Regions from separate parts of the Homo sapiens genome. Here region 1 is linked to region 2. Evidence: chromatin contacts called from ENCODE Hi-C or POLR2A ChIA-PET data. All regions are on one chromosome and are shown on one strand. The core of a region is the stretch at or near the end of the contact, and the rest is flanking DNA. Distances in the headings are between cores, read along the strand shown. Region 1 overlaps HSD17B14 (hydroxysteroid 17-beta dehydrogenase 14). Region 2 holds the start of FUT1 (fucosyltransferase 1 (H blood group)).

What was found. A loop is a pair of places that touch in the nucleus more often than their neighbours do. ChIA-PET counts read pairs that join two places held with the same protein, here RNA polymerase II (POLR2A). Pooled maps may share reads with other maps.
Region 1: POLR2A ChIA-PET joins it to region 2 with 10 read pairs in H1. The contact joins the enhancer-like site here to the promoter of FUT1 in region 2. A Hi-C loop is called at or near these places in 1 of 168 maps with a recorded cell type or tissue (endothelial cell of umbilical vein) and 3 of 50 pooled maps. POLR2A ChIA-PET finds 5 or more read pairs at or near these places in 10 of 52 experiments (A673, Caco-2, GM12878 and 6 more).

The regions. Positions count from the first base shown.
Region 1 is chr19:48,816,725-48,823,061 of GRCh38, reverse strand. The region is part of intron 5 of HSD17B14 (hydroxysteroid 17-beta dehydrogenase 14); the gene reads left to right. Among named protein-coding and RNA genes, the nearest start is that of BCAT2, 8.9 kb to the right of the region's middle. RefSeq lists a cis regulatory region at 3,114-3,634. Within about 2 kb of position 3,459, at least 20 of the 41 ENCODE cell types and tissues checked have a DNase peak (open chromatin) inside an H3K27ac peak, as active enhancers do.
Region 2 is chr19:48,748,585-48,754,500 of GRCh38, reverse strand. FUT1 (fucosyltransferase 1 (H blood group)) reads left to right here and starts at 1,860. Exons shown (of 2, transcript NM_001384359.1): 1 at 1,860-2,011; 2 at 3,218-5,916. The coding sequence starts at 3,220. The coding sequence ends at 4,317. RefSeq lists enhancers at 1,072-1,658, 2,864-3,503 and a silencer at 1,774-1,823.

The DNA.
Region 1 (6,337 bases), core at 2,210-4,709, 67 kb before region 2:
CAACATTTGCATATTGCCTTTGTTTTCCCTGAGGGCAAAGACTTTTGTCTGCTTGTTCATGCACTTGTTGCAAAGGAATCTTGTGAACACTTGTGTCGCTGCCATTATCACCATCGTTATTTCCATCACCATCATTACCATTGTTACCACCCTCACCATCATTCTCACCGTCATCCTCACCATCACCATTTTCACCATCACCACCATCACCATCAACACCATCTTCACCACCATCATTACCATCCCCAACCTCACCATCATCATCGTCACCATCATTACCACCATCATCACCATCAACACTGTCATTACCACAATCATCACCATCACCATCAATGACAGCATCACCATCAATGACAGCATCACCATCATTGCCACCATCATCACCACCATCATCATCACCATCATTACCACAATCATCATCACCATCACCACCATCATCATTACCACAATCATCACCATCACCATCCTCATCATCATCACCACTGTCATTACTAAAATTTACCATCACCAACATCACCACCATCATTACCACAGTCATCACCATCACCATCGTCATTACCACAATCATCACCATCACCATTACCACCGTCATCACCATCCTCACCATCATCACCACCATCACTACAATTACCATCACCATCATCACCACCATCATTACCACAATCATCACCATCACCATCAACAACATCAGCATCACCATCATTGCCACCATCATCACCACCATCATCACCATCACCATCATTGCCACAATCATCACCATCACCACCATCACCATCCTCATCATCATCACCACCGTCATTACTAAAATTTACCATCACCAACATCACCACCATCATTACCATCCCCAACCTCACCATCATCATCATCACCATCATTACCACCATCATCACCATCAACACTGTCATTACCACAATCATCACCATCACCATCAACATCAGCATCACCATCATTGCCACCATCATCACCACCATCATCACCATCACCATTGTTACCACAATCATCACCATCATCACCACAATCATCACCATCACCACCATCACCATCCTCACCAGTATCACCATCATCATCACCATTACCACAATCATCACCATCATTACCACAATCGTAACCATCATTACCACGTCACCATCCTCACCAACATCACCATTATCATCATCACCATCATCATTACCAAAATCACCATCATGATCATCACTATCATTATCATCATCATCCTCACCATCATCACCATCTTCACCATCACCGTCACCATCATCATCACTACGATCATCAGCATCTTCACCGTCATCCTTATCATCATCCTCATCACCATCCTCACCATCACCATCCTCATCACCACCATACTCACCATCACCATCATGACCACCATTATCATCATCACCATCATCATCATTATCACTATCATCACCATCATCACCATCACCATCAAAATCCCATAGAAGCTCTCTTTTTTTCTCTTCTCTCTCAGCCACGTGACTTTGGAAGCTCTTTAAATGTTGATTCTGGGGCCCCTGCCCAGATCCCTTGAATTAGAATCTCCAGGTCTTTGGCCTTCCTGGTGGATTCTGATACAAGCCAAAGTTTGTGACTCCCTAGGCTAGGGAAAACAAGGGCGGGATTAAGGATATTTAGATAGTCAAGGAAATTATATTTTGTGGGCAGTAGGGATCCACAGAAGGTGTTGAACACAGGGGTTTCAGTTGTAGTCTCTCAGAGCTGGATTGTTCCTTAAAGATCTATCCATTCTGAGGCCAGGCGCGGTGGCTCATGCCTGTAATCCCAGCACTTTGGGAGGCCAAGGCGGGTGGATCACGAGGTCGGGAGATCGAGACCATCCTGGCTAACATGGTGAAACCCCGTCTCTACTAAAAAATACAAAAAATTAGCTGGGCGTGGTAGCGGGCGCCTGTAGTCCCACCTACTCAGGAGGCTGAGATGGGAGAATAGAGTGAACCTGGGAGGCAGAGGTTGCAGTAAGCTGAGATCGCGCCACTGCACTCCAGCCTGGGTGACAGAGTGAGACTCTGTCAAAAAAAAAAAAAAAAAAATCTATCCATCCTGGCTGGGTGGGGTGGCTCACGCCTGTAATCCTAGCATTTTGGGAGGCCCAAGCAGGCAGATCACAAGGTCAGGGGTTTGAGACCAGCCTGGCCAATATGGTGAAAACCTGTCTCTACTTATTTATTTTTTTTTATTTTTGTCTTTTTTTTTCTTACTTTTTGTGGAGAATGGGGTCTCGCCATATTGCCCAGGCAGGTCTCGAACTCCTGGGCTCAAGCTATCCTCCCGCCTCTGCCTCCCTGAGAGCTGGGATTACAGATGTGAGCCACTGCGCCCGGCCGAAACCCTGTCTATACTAAAAAATTATAAAAATTAGCCGGGCATGGTGGTAATCCCAGCTACTCGGGAGGCTGAGGCAGGAGAATTGCTTGAACCTGGGAGGCGGAGGTAGCAGTGAGCCAAGATTGCGCCACTGCACTCCAGCCTGGGCAAGACAGAGCGAGACTCCATCTCAAAAAAAAAAAAAATCTATCCATTCAGTCCTCTATTTAGTCAAGTACTGACCAAGCCAGGCAACATTCTTTTATTTTGGAGATGGTGTCTCACTCTTTCACCCAGGCTGGAGTGCAGTGGTGCAATCTCGGCTCACTGCAATCTCCACCTCCCAGGTTCAAGCAGTTCTCATGTCTCAGCCTCCCAAGTAGCTGGGATTACAGGTATGTGCCACCACGCCTGGCTAATGTATTTTTAGCAGAGACAGGGTTTCACCATATTGGTCAGGCTGGTCTCGAACTCTTGACCTTAGGTGATCCACCTGCCTTGGCCTCCCAAAATGCTGGGATTACAGGCGGGAGCCACTGCACCCAGCCTCAGGCAACGTTCTTTTTCGGTTTGTTTTTTGTTAGAGATCGGGTCTTGCTGTGTTGCCCATGCTGGAGTGCCATGGTGTGATCATAGTTCATTGAAGCCCTGACCTACCAGGCTCAAGTAATCCTCCCACCTCAGCCTCCCGAAAACCTGGGACCATAAACGCACACCACTATGCCTGGCTAATTTTTGTATTTTTGTTGAGATGGCTGCGAGGGAGTCTCACCATGTTGTCCAGACTGGTCTCAAACTCCTTGGGCTCAAGTGATCCTCCCACTTCAGCCTCCCCAGATGCTGGGATTACAGGCGTGAGCCACCACACCTGGCCCTGGCAGTGTTATAGGTGCTGGAGATAGGGCAGGGAGCCAGGTACATGTAGGCTCTGTCCTTGGGGAGTTTACAGTCCTGGGCAGCCAGGTCTTCCTAAACAGAGACATGAGTTCAGAAGAGTGTGTTTTGCTTTATGAGGGGGATGGGTGTGGTTCTGGGAGAGTGTGACCTGGAGGCTGGCCCGTTCAGGGAATGTAGCCAAACTTCCTGGAAGTAATGAAATCTGAGCAGCATTGACCAGTGGAGGAGGTGGAGAAAGAGATGGCAGGGCGAGGGCCTGGCAGCGAGACAGGGTTTGGTGCTGCTGCCAGCTGGGCCCAGTGAGAGAACGGGATGTTGCAAGAAGAGATTGGGGTGGGAACCAGATCAGGCAGGGCCTTGAAGGGCATGCTGAATCATCTGGTCTTTATGTCAAGAGCAATAGGGAGCTGTGGCAGGTATTTGAGCAAGGGAGTGATGTGATCCTGTTAGTATTATTAACAGATCATAGGCTCTGGCTCCTGTAGGTATGAGGGACAAATCTGAGGGTTAAGCGTGAGAGTGGGAGAACCAGTATTAGGAGTTGATTGCATTTGAGCTGGGCATGGTGGCTCACGCCTGTAATCCCAGCACTTTGGGAGGCCGAGGTGGGCAGGTTGCCTGAGGTCAGGAGTTCGAAACCAGTCTGGCCAACATGGAGAAACCCCGTTGCTACTAAAAATACAAAAATTAGCCAGGCGTGGTGGTAGGCGCCCGTAATCCCAGCTACTCGGGAGGCTGAGGCAGAAGAATTGCTTGAACCTGGGAGGTGGAGGTTGCAGTGAGCCGAGATCGTGCCACTGCACTCAAGCCTGGGTGACAGAGCAATACTCTGTCTCTGAAACAAACAAACAAAAAAAGGAGTTGATTGCATTTGTCCAAGGGAGAAGTGGGGGCCTTCAAGGCCTCGTGATCTGGCCCCTGTTCTTCTCTGACCTCACCTCCGGCCACACTGGCCTCATTGCTCCCAAACACAACAGGCCTGCTCCTGTCTCAGAACCTTGGCACTTAAGAACTGGGGTCTCAGTATGTTGCCCAGGCTGGCCTTGAACTTCTGGACTGAAGCGATCCTCCCACCTCAGTCTCCCAAAGCACTGACATTACAGGTACCTGCCACTGCACCTGGCCCCCAGCGGGTCCTTGATATAGAGCAGGTGCTTAGCAACCTTGAGGGGTGTGGGGAGAAGGACACTCAGGGAGTGTGGGACAAATATTTACTGAGCTCCAGCTGTGTGCCTCGTGCTGGGGTGAGGGTGGCAAGATCCGTGTCTCAGCCCTGGTGAGACTCATGTTTGCAGGGTCAGGTGGGGGAGGAGATTAAACAGCAGGGCAGGTGCACAGACTGAGAGAGAAATGGAGCAAGGCAGGTGGGGTGGGCACTGGGAGGGAGGGAGGGTGTCACGGCTGGTGGGAGTGAGAGGAGGCGAGGATGAGAGGTTCCCTGAGGAGGAGGGCAGAGGCTGGTCAATGCCCACATCATTCACGTTCATATTAGAGCATGGTTTCTCTTTTTCTTTTTTCTTTTTTCTTTTTTTTTGAGACAGTCTTTATCTGCTGCCCAGGCTGGAGTGCAGTGGTGCGATTGTGGCTTACTGCAACCTCTGCCTCCCGGGATCAAGAGATTCTCCTGCCTCAGCCTCCCGAGTAGCTGGGATTACAGGCACGCACCACCACACCCGGCTAATTTTTGTATTTTTAGTAGAGATGGGGTTTTGCCATGTTGACCAGTCTGGTCTTGAACTCCTGACCTCAGGTGACTGCCCGCCTCAGCCTCCCAAAGTTCTAGGATTACAGGTGTGAGCCACTGTGCCTGGCCTAAAGTTCTTAATACTTAGAATTGTGAGAAATTGTTGTTTGTTTATGGGTTTGGGTCTCAGCCTGTCCAGCAGCAAATGCTGGTGCTGTCAGGTGTCACGTGATGCCCTGCGGGCGTCAATCATCCCTCCATTCCTTAGTCTCCTCGCTTGTGAAATGGGACTCTCAGCTGTACCTCCTTCTTGTAGGTACAGGAGAATGTTAGAGGGATGAAATGAGCTAATCCATGTAAATTGCTGAGGACAGGGCTGGACACATACCAGGTCCTCCATTCATTCATTAATTCACCCATTCATTCATTCAAAGGATATTTATGAAGCATGTGCTATGTGCCAGGCACCTTTAGTGCTGGGGAAGAAACAAAATAAGAAATCTTGACCATCCCTCATAGGTTTCTGCATGCTGGTGGGAGAGACAGAACATGAACAAACAAGTAAAATATATATGGCCTGTCAGAAGGGAGTGTGTGACACAGAGAAAAGACATCTGAAAGAGGGAAGGGGACCCAGGGGTGTGGGAACTGCAGTTTTATTTTATTATTTTATTTTTTGGGGCCAGGCGTGGTGGCTGACGCCTGTAATCCCAGCACTTTGGGAGGCCGAAGCAGGCAGATTACTTGACCTCAGGAGTTCAAGACCAGCCTGGCTAACATGGTGAAACCCCATCTCTACTAAAAAATACAAAAATTAGCCAGGCATGGTGACACATGCCTGTAGTCCCAGCTACTCAGGAGACTGAGGCAGGAGAAGGGCTTGAACCTGGGGGGAGGAGGTTGCAGTGAGCCAAGATGACATCACTGCACTCCAGCCTGGGCAACAGAGTGAGACTCTGTCTCAAAAAATAAAACAAAAAATATTTTTTTGTTGTTAAAAAAAATAAAGACAGGCCAGGCACAGTGGCTCAAGCCTGGAATCCCAGCACTTTGGGAGGCCGAGCCAGGCAGATCATGTGAGATCAGGAGTTCGAGACCAGCCTGGCTAATATAGTGAAACCCTGTCTCCACTAAAAAAAAAAAAAAAAAAAAAAAATTATCCTGGTGTGGGGGCACATGCCTGTAGTCCCAGCTACTCGGGAAGCCGAGGCAGGAGAATTGCTTGAACCTGGGAAGTGGAGGTTGCAATGAGCTGAGATTGCACCACTGCATTCCAGCCTAGACAACAGAGTGATACCCTATCTGAAAGAAAGAGAGAGAGAGAGAGAAAGAAAAGAAAGAAAGAAAGAAAGAAAGAAAGAAAGAAAGAAAGAAAGAAAAAGGGTCTTGCTAAGCTGCCCATGCTGGCCTCAAACACCTGGGTTCAAGCAATCC
Region 2 (5,916 bases), core at 611-3,110:
CACACCGGCATAAGGGCCTCTTGAGGGCTCCTTGGTCAAGCGGGAACGCCAGTGTCTGGGAAGGCACCCGTTACTCAGCAGACCACGAAAGGGAATCTCCTTTTCTTGGAGGAGTCAGGGAACACTCTGCTCCACCAGCTTCTTGTGGGAGGCTGGGTATTATCTAGGCCTGCCCGCAGTCATCCTGCTGTGCTGTGCTTCAATGGTCACGCTCCTTGTCCTCTTGCATTTTCCTCCCGTACTCCTGGTTCCTCTTTGAAGTTCGTAGTAGATAGCGGTAGAAGAAATAGTGAAAGCCTTTTTTTTTTTTTTTTTGAGGCGGAGTCTCGCTCTGTCCCCCAGGCTGGAGTGCAGTGGCGTGATCTCGGCTCACTGCAATCTCCGCCTCCTGGGTTCACACCATTCTCCTGCCTCACCCTCCCAAATAGCTAGGACTACAGGCGCCCTCCACCACGCGCCCGGATAATTTTTTGTATTTTTAGTAGAGACAGGGTTTCACCGTGTTAGCCAGGATGGCCTCCACCTCCTGACCTTGTGATCCGCCCGCCTCAGCCTCCCAAAGTGCTGGGATTACAGGCGTGAGCCACCGCGCCCGCCCGAAATAGTGAAAGTCTTAAAGTCTTTGATCTTTCTTATAAGTGCAGAGAAGAAAACGCTGACATATGCTGCCTTCTCTTTCTGCTTCGGCTGCCTAAAAGGGAAGGGCCCCCTGTCCCATGATCACGTGACTTGCTTGACCTTATCAGTCATTTGGACGACTCACCCTCCTTATCCTGCCCCCCCTTGTCTTGTATACAATAAATATCAGCGCGCCCAGCCATTCGGGGCCACTACCGGTCTCTGCGTCTTGATGGTAGTGGTCCCCCGGGCCCAGCTGTTTTCTCTTTATCTCTTTGTCTTGTGTCTTTATTTCTTACAATCTCTCCTCTCCTCACAGGGGAAGAACACCCACCCGCAAAGCCCCGTAGGGCTGGACCCTACGTTAGCCTGCCCTGCTCGGGGTTGGCGATGCTGGAGGTGGGCCTTGGACCAGAGAAAATGCTTTAATTAGGTGACAAGCGGGCAGAGGCCTTTGTCTCTGGCGCCGGCAGCCACGGCCCCCGCTGACGGCGTGGGAAACAGACCCTGTTCCACTCCGGTCTCCAGCCTTGGAATGGTTGCCTTCGTGCAGTGCAGGTCTGGAAAGTAGCAGTTTGGCACGGGACCCTAGAATTCCCCAAAAGGAGTGACTAGGGGCTGGGATTCTGGAATTTGAGTGTGGACGGTGAGGCGGGGGGTGTGGGAGATCGGAGACCCTGGTGGGCGCGGGAGCACCTGCAGGCTGGAGGCCCTCGCGCGCTCCGGCGGCAGCCTGGCAAACAGGTTCTCCATCCCCCAGGAGGACGCGGCAGAGGGCGGACGATCGCTCCACTCGCCGGGACCAGGTGCGGGGGCCCTGCCCAGCCGCTGGGGCGTGGCCAGGCTCGAAGCACCCAGGTGTCGGGGGCCGACTCTAAGCCCTGGCACCGGAAGAGAGAGGGCGGCGGATTGGACCTCCCGGCTCCAGCATTGCAACTGGGCGCTCCGTCTCCTGGTCCACGCAATGATGCTGCGGCTGCTCAGAAGCCAGGTAGCCTGCCCTGGGTGAAGCCTTCGCGCAGGTCAATGACGGGGCGGAGGGGCAGGGCGCGGTCCCCTGCATCCCCGATCTGGGGAGCGGTGGGCCCAGGGGCCATCGCCTTAGCCCCTGGCGCTGGGGCTCGGCGCCAAGTGACGGGCGGGGCTCCACCTTCCAGCCATCCGCCCGGCCCGGGAGGGCGGACGCTGCGAGACTCCCGGCCGCGCCCTCTCCTTCCTCTCCTCCCCAAGCCCTCGCTGCCAGTCCGGACAGGCTGCGCGGAGGGGAGGGCTGCCGGGCCGGATAGCCGGACGCCTGGCGTTCCAGGGGCGGCCGGATGTGGCCTGCCTTTGCGGAGGGTGCGCTCCGGCCACGAAAAGCGGACTGTGGATCTGCCACCTGCAAGCAGCTCGGGTAAGTGGGGACTGCCCCACTCAGTTGTTCCTGGGACCCAGGAACAACTCCTTCAGAACCAGGAGGTGCACCCCCAACCTCTTCTCCAGGTCTTCCTAAGGCCCTAGGAATCTCCGCCACCTCCCCAGCCATTACTCCTCCAGGAACCAAGATGCTCCTTCCGCTCCTGACCCTCCAGCCTCTCTTGTTTTACTTGAACTATCGTTTCCCATCACCACCTCTGTGGTGGATTTTGCGCCTCACAGACAGGTACTCCTGAGAAACAGGCTGGTGGAAGAGTCCAGTATCAGCGGAACTTACAGGAGGGGAGACTCGAGATTCCTTCAGGAAAGGTGTAGGAACCTGGACCACTTTCTTTTTTTTTTTTTTTTTTTTTTTTTAAGACAGGGTCCCTCTCTGTCGCGCAAGCTGGAGTGCAGTCAGCGGTGCTATCGCGGCTCATTGTGAGCTCCGGGGATCCTCCCGCCTTAGCATCCGGTGTAGCTGAGACCACAGACATGTGCCACCATGCCAAGCTAATTTTATTTATTTTTTTTTGGAGACGGAGTTTCACTCTTGTTGCCCAGGCTGGAGTGTAATGGCATGATCTCAGCTCACCGCAACTCCCGCCCCCCGGGTTCAGGCGATTCTCCTGCCTCAGCCTCCCGAGTGGCTGGGATTACAGGCATGCGCCACCATGCCCGGCTAATTTTGTATTTTAAGTAGAGACAGGGTTTCTCCACGTTGGTCAGGCTGGTCTCGAACTCCCAACCTCAGGTGATCCACCCACCTTGGCCTCCCAAAGTGCTGGGGTTACAGGTGTGAGCCACCGCGCCTGGCCCATGCCAAGCTAATTTTAAAATTTTTTTGTAAGAGTGCTCTGTTGCCCAGGCTGATCTTGAACTCCTGGGCTCAAGGGATCCTCCCATCTCAGCCTCCCAATATGCTGGGATTACAGGTGTGAGCCACAGTGCCCAGCCAAACCATGGCTATCTTGAAAACCACTTGTCTTCCAGTCCCCATGCCCCGAAATTCCAAGGCTCTCATCCCTGAAACCTAGGACTCAGGCTCTCCCTACCTCAGCCCCAGGAGTCTAAACCTTTAACTTCCTCTTTCCCTGGGACTAAGGAGTGCTGCACCCCAGGCGCCTCCCTTACCCCACATCCCTCCTCAGCCTCCCCTCCTCAGCCTCAGAGCATTTGCTAATTCGCCTTTCCTCCCCTGCAGCCATGTGGCTCCGGAGCCATCGTCAGCTCTGCCTGGCCTTCCTGCTAGTCTGTGTCCTCTCTGTAATCTTCTTCCTCCATATCCATCAAGACAGCTTTCCACATGGCCTAGGCCTGTCGATCCTGTGTCCAGACCGCCGCCTGGTGACACCCCCAGTGGCCATCTTCTGCCTGCCGGGTACTGCGATGGGCCCCAACGCCTCCTCTTCCTGTCCCCAGCACCCTGCTTCCCTCTCCGGCACCTGGACTGTCTACCCCAATGGCCGGTTTGGTAATCAGATGGGACAGTATGCCACGCTGCTGGCTCTGGCCCAGCTCAACGGCCGCCGGGCCTTTATCCTGCCTGCCATGCATGCCGCCCTGGCCCCGGTATTCCGCATCACCCTGCCCGTGCTGGCCCCAGAAGTGGACAGCCGCACGCCGTGGCGGGAGCTGCAGCTTCACGACTGGATGTCGGAGGAGTACGCGGACTTGAGAGATCCTTTCCTGAAGCTCTCTGGCTTCCCCTGCTCTTGGACTTTCTTCCACCATCTCCGGGAACAGATCCGCAGAGAGTTCACCCTGCACGACCACCTTCGGGAAGAGGCGCAGAGTGTGCTGGGTCAGCTCCGCCTGGGCCGCACAGGGGACCGCCCGCGCACCTTTGTCGGCGTCCACGTGCGCCGTGGGGACTATCTGCAGGTTATGCCTCAGCGCTGGAAGGGTGTGGTGGGCGACAGCGCCTACCTCCGGCAGGCCATGGACTGGTTCCGGGCACGGCACGAAGCCCCCGTTTTCGTGGTCACCAGCAACGGCATGGAGTGGTGTAAAGAAAACATCGACACCTCCCAGGGCGATGTGACGTTTGCTGGCGATGGACAGGAGGCTACACCGTGGAAAGACTTTGCCCTGCTCACACAGTGCAACCACACCATTATGACCATTGGCACCTTCGGCTTCTGGGCTGCCTACCTGGCTGGCGGAGACACTGTCTACCTGGCCAACTTCACCCTGCCAGACTCTGAGTTCCTGAAGATCTTTAAGCCGGAGGCGGCCTTCCTGCCCGAGTGGGTGGGCATTAATGCAGACTTGTCTCCACTCTGGACATTGGCTAAGCCTTGAGAGCCAGGGAGACTTTCTGAAGTAGCCTGATCTTTCTAGAGCCAGCAGTACGTGGCTTCAGAGGCCTGGCATCTTCTGGAGAAGCTTGTGGTGTTCCTGAAGCAAATGGGTGCCCGTATCCAGAGTGATTCTAGTTGGGAGAGTTGGAGAGAAGGGGGACGTTTCTGGAACTGTCTGAATATTCTAGAACTAGCAAAACATCTTTTCCTGATGGCTGGCAGGCAGTTCTAGAAGCCACAGTGCCCACCTGCTCTTCCCAGCCCATATCTACAGTACTTCCAGATGGCTGCCCCCAGGAATGGGGAACTCTCCCTCTGGTCTACTCTAGAAGAGGGGTTACTTCTCCCCTGGGTCCTCCAAAGACTGAAGGAGCATATGATTGCTCCAGAGCAAGCATTCACCAAGTCCCCTTCTGTGTTTCTGGAGTGATTCTAGAGGGAGACTTGTTCTAGAGAGGACCAGGTTTGATGCCTGTGAAGAACCCTGCAGGGCCCTTATGGACAGGATGGGGTTCTGGAAATCCAGATAACTAAGGTGAAGAATCTTTTTAGTTTTTTTTTTTTTTTTTTGGAGACAGGGTCTCGCTCTGTTGCCCAGGCTGGAGTGCAGTGGCGTGATCTTGGCTCACTGCAACTTCCGCCTCCTGTGTTCAAGCGATTCTCCTGTCTCAGCCTCCTGAGTAGATGGGACTACAGGCACAGGCCATTATGCCTGGCTAATTTTTGTATTTTTAGTAGAGACAGGGTTTCACCATGTTGGCCAGGATGGTCTCGATCTCCTGACCTTGTCATCCACCTGTCTTGGCCTCCCAAAGTGCTGGGATTACTGGCATGAGCCACTGTGCCCAGCCCGGATATTTTTTTTTTAATTATTTATTTATTTATTTATTTATTGAGACGGAGTCTTGCTCTGTAGCCCAGGCCAGAGTGCAGTGGCGCGATCTCAGCTCACTGCAAGCTCTGCCTCCCGGGTTCATGCCATTCTGCCTCAGCCTCCTGAGTAGCTGGGACTACAGGCGCCCGCCACCACGCCCGGCTAATTTTTTTTGTATTTTTAGTAGAGACGGGGTTTCATCGTGTTAACCAGGATGGTCTCGATCTCCTGACCTCGTGATCTGCCCACCTCGGCCTCCCACAGTGCTGGGATTACCGGCGTGAGCCACCATGCCTGGCCCGGATAATTTTTTTTAATTTTTGTAGAGACGAGGTCTTGTGATATTGCCCAGGCTGTTCTTCAACTCCTGGGCTCAAGCAGTCCTCCCACCTTGGCCTCCCAGAATGCTGGGTTTATAGATGTGAGCCAGCACACCGGGCCAAGTGAAGAATCTAATGAATGTGCAACCTAATTGTAGCATCTAATGAATGTTCCACCATTGCTGGAAAAATTGAGATGGAAAACAAACCATCTCTAGTTGGCCAGCGTCTTGCTCTGTTCACAGTCTCTGGAAAAGCTGGGGTAGTTGGTGAGCAGAGCGGGACTCTGTCCAACAAGCCCCACAGCCCCTCAAAGACTTTTTTTTGTTTGTTTTGAGCAGACAGGCTAAAATGTGAACGTGGGGTGAGGGATCACTGCCAAAATGGTACAGCTTCTGGAGCAGAA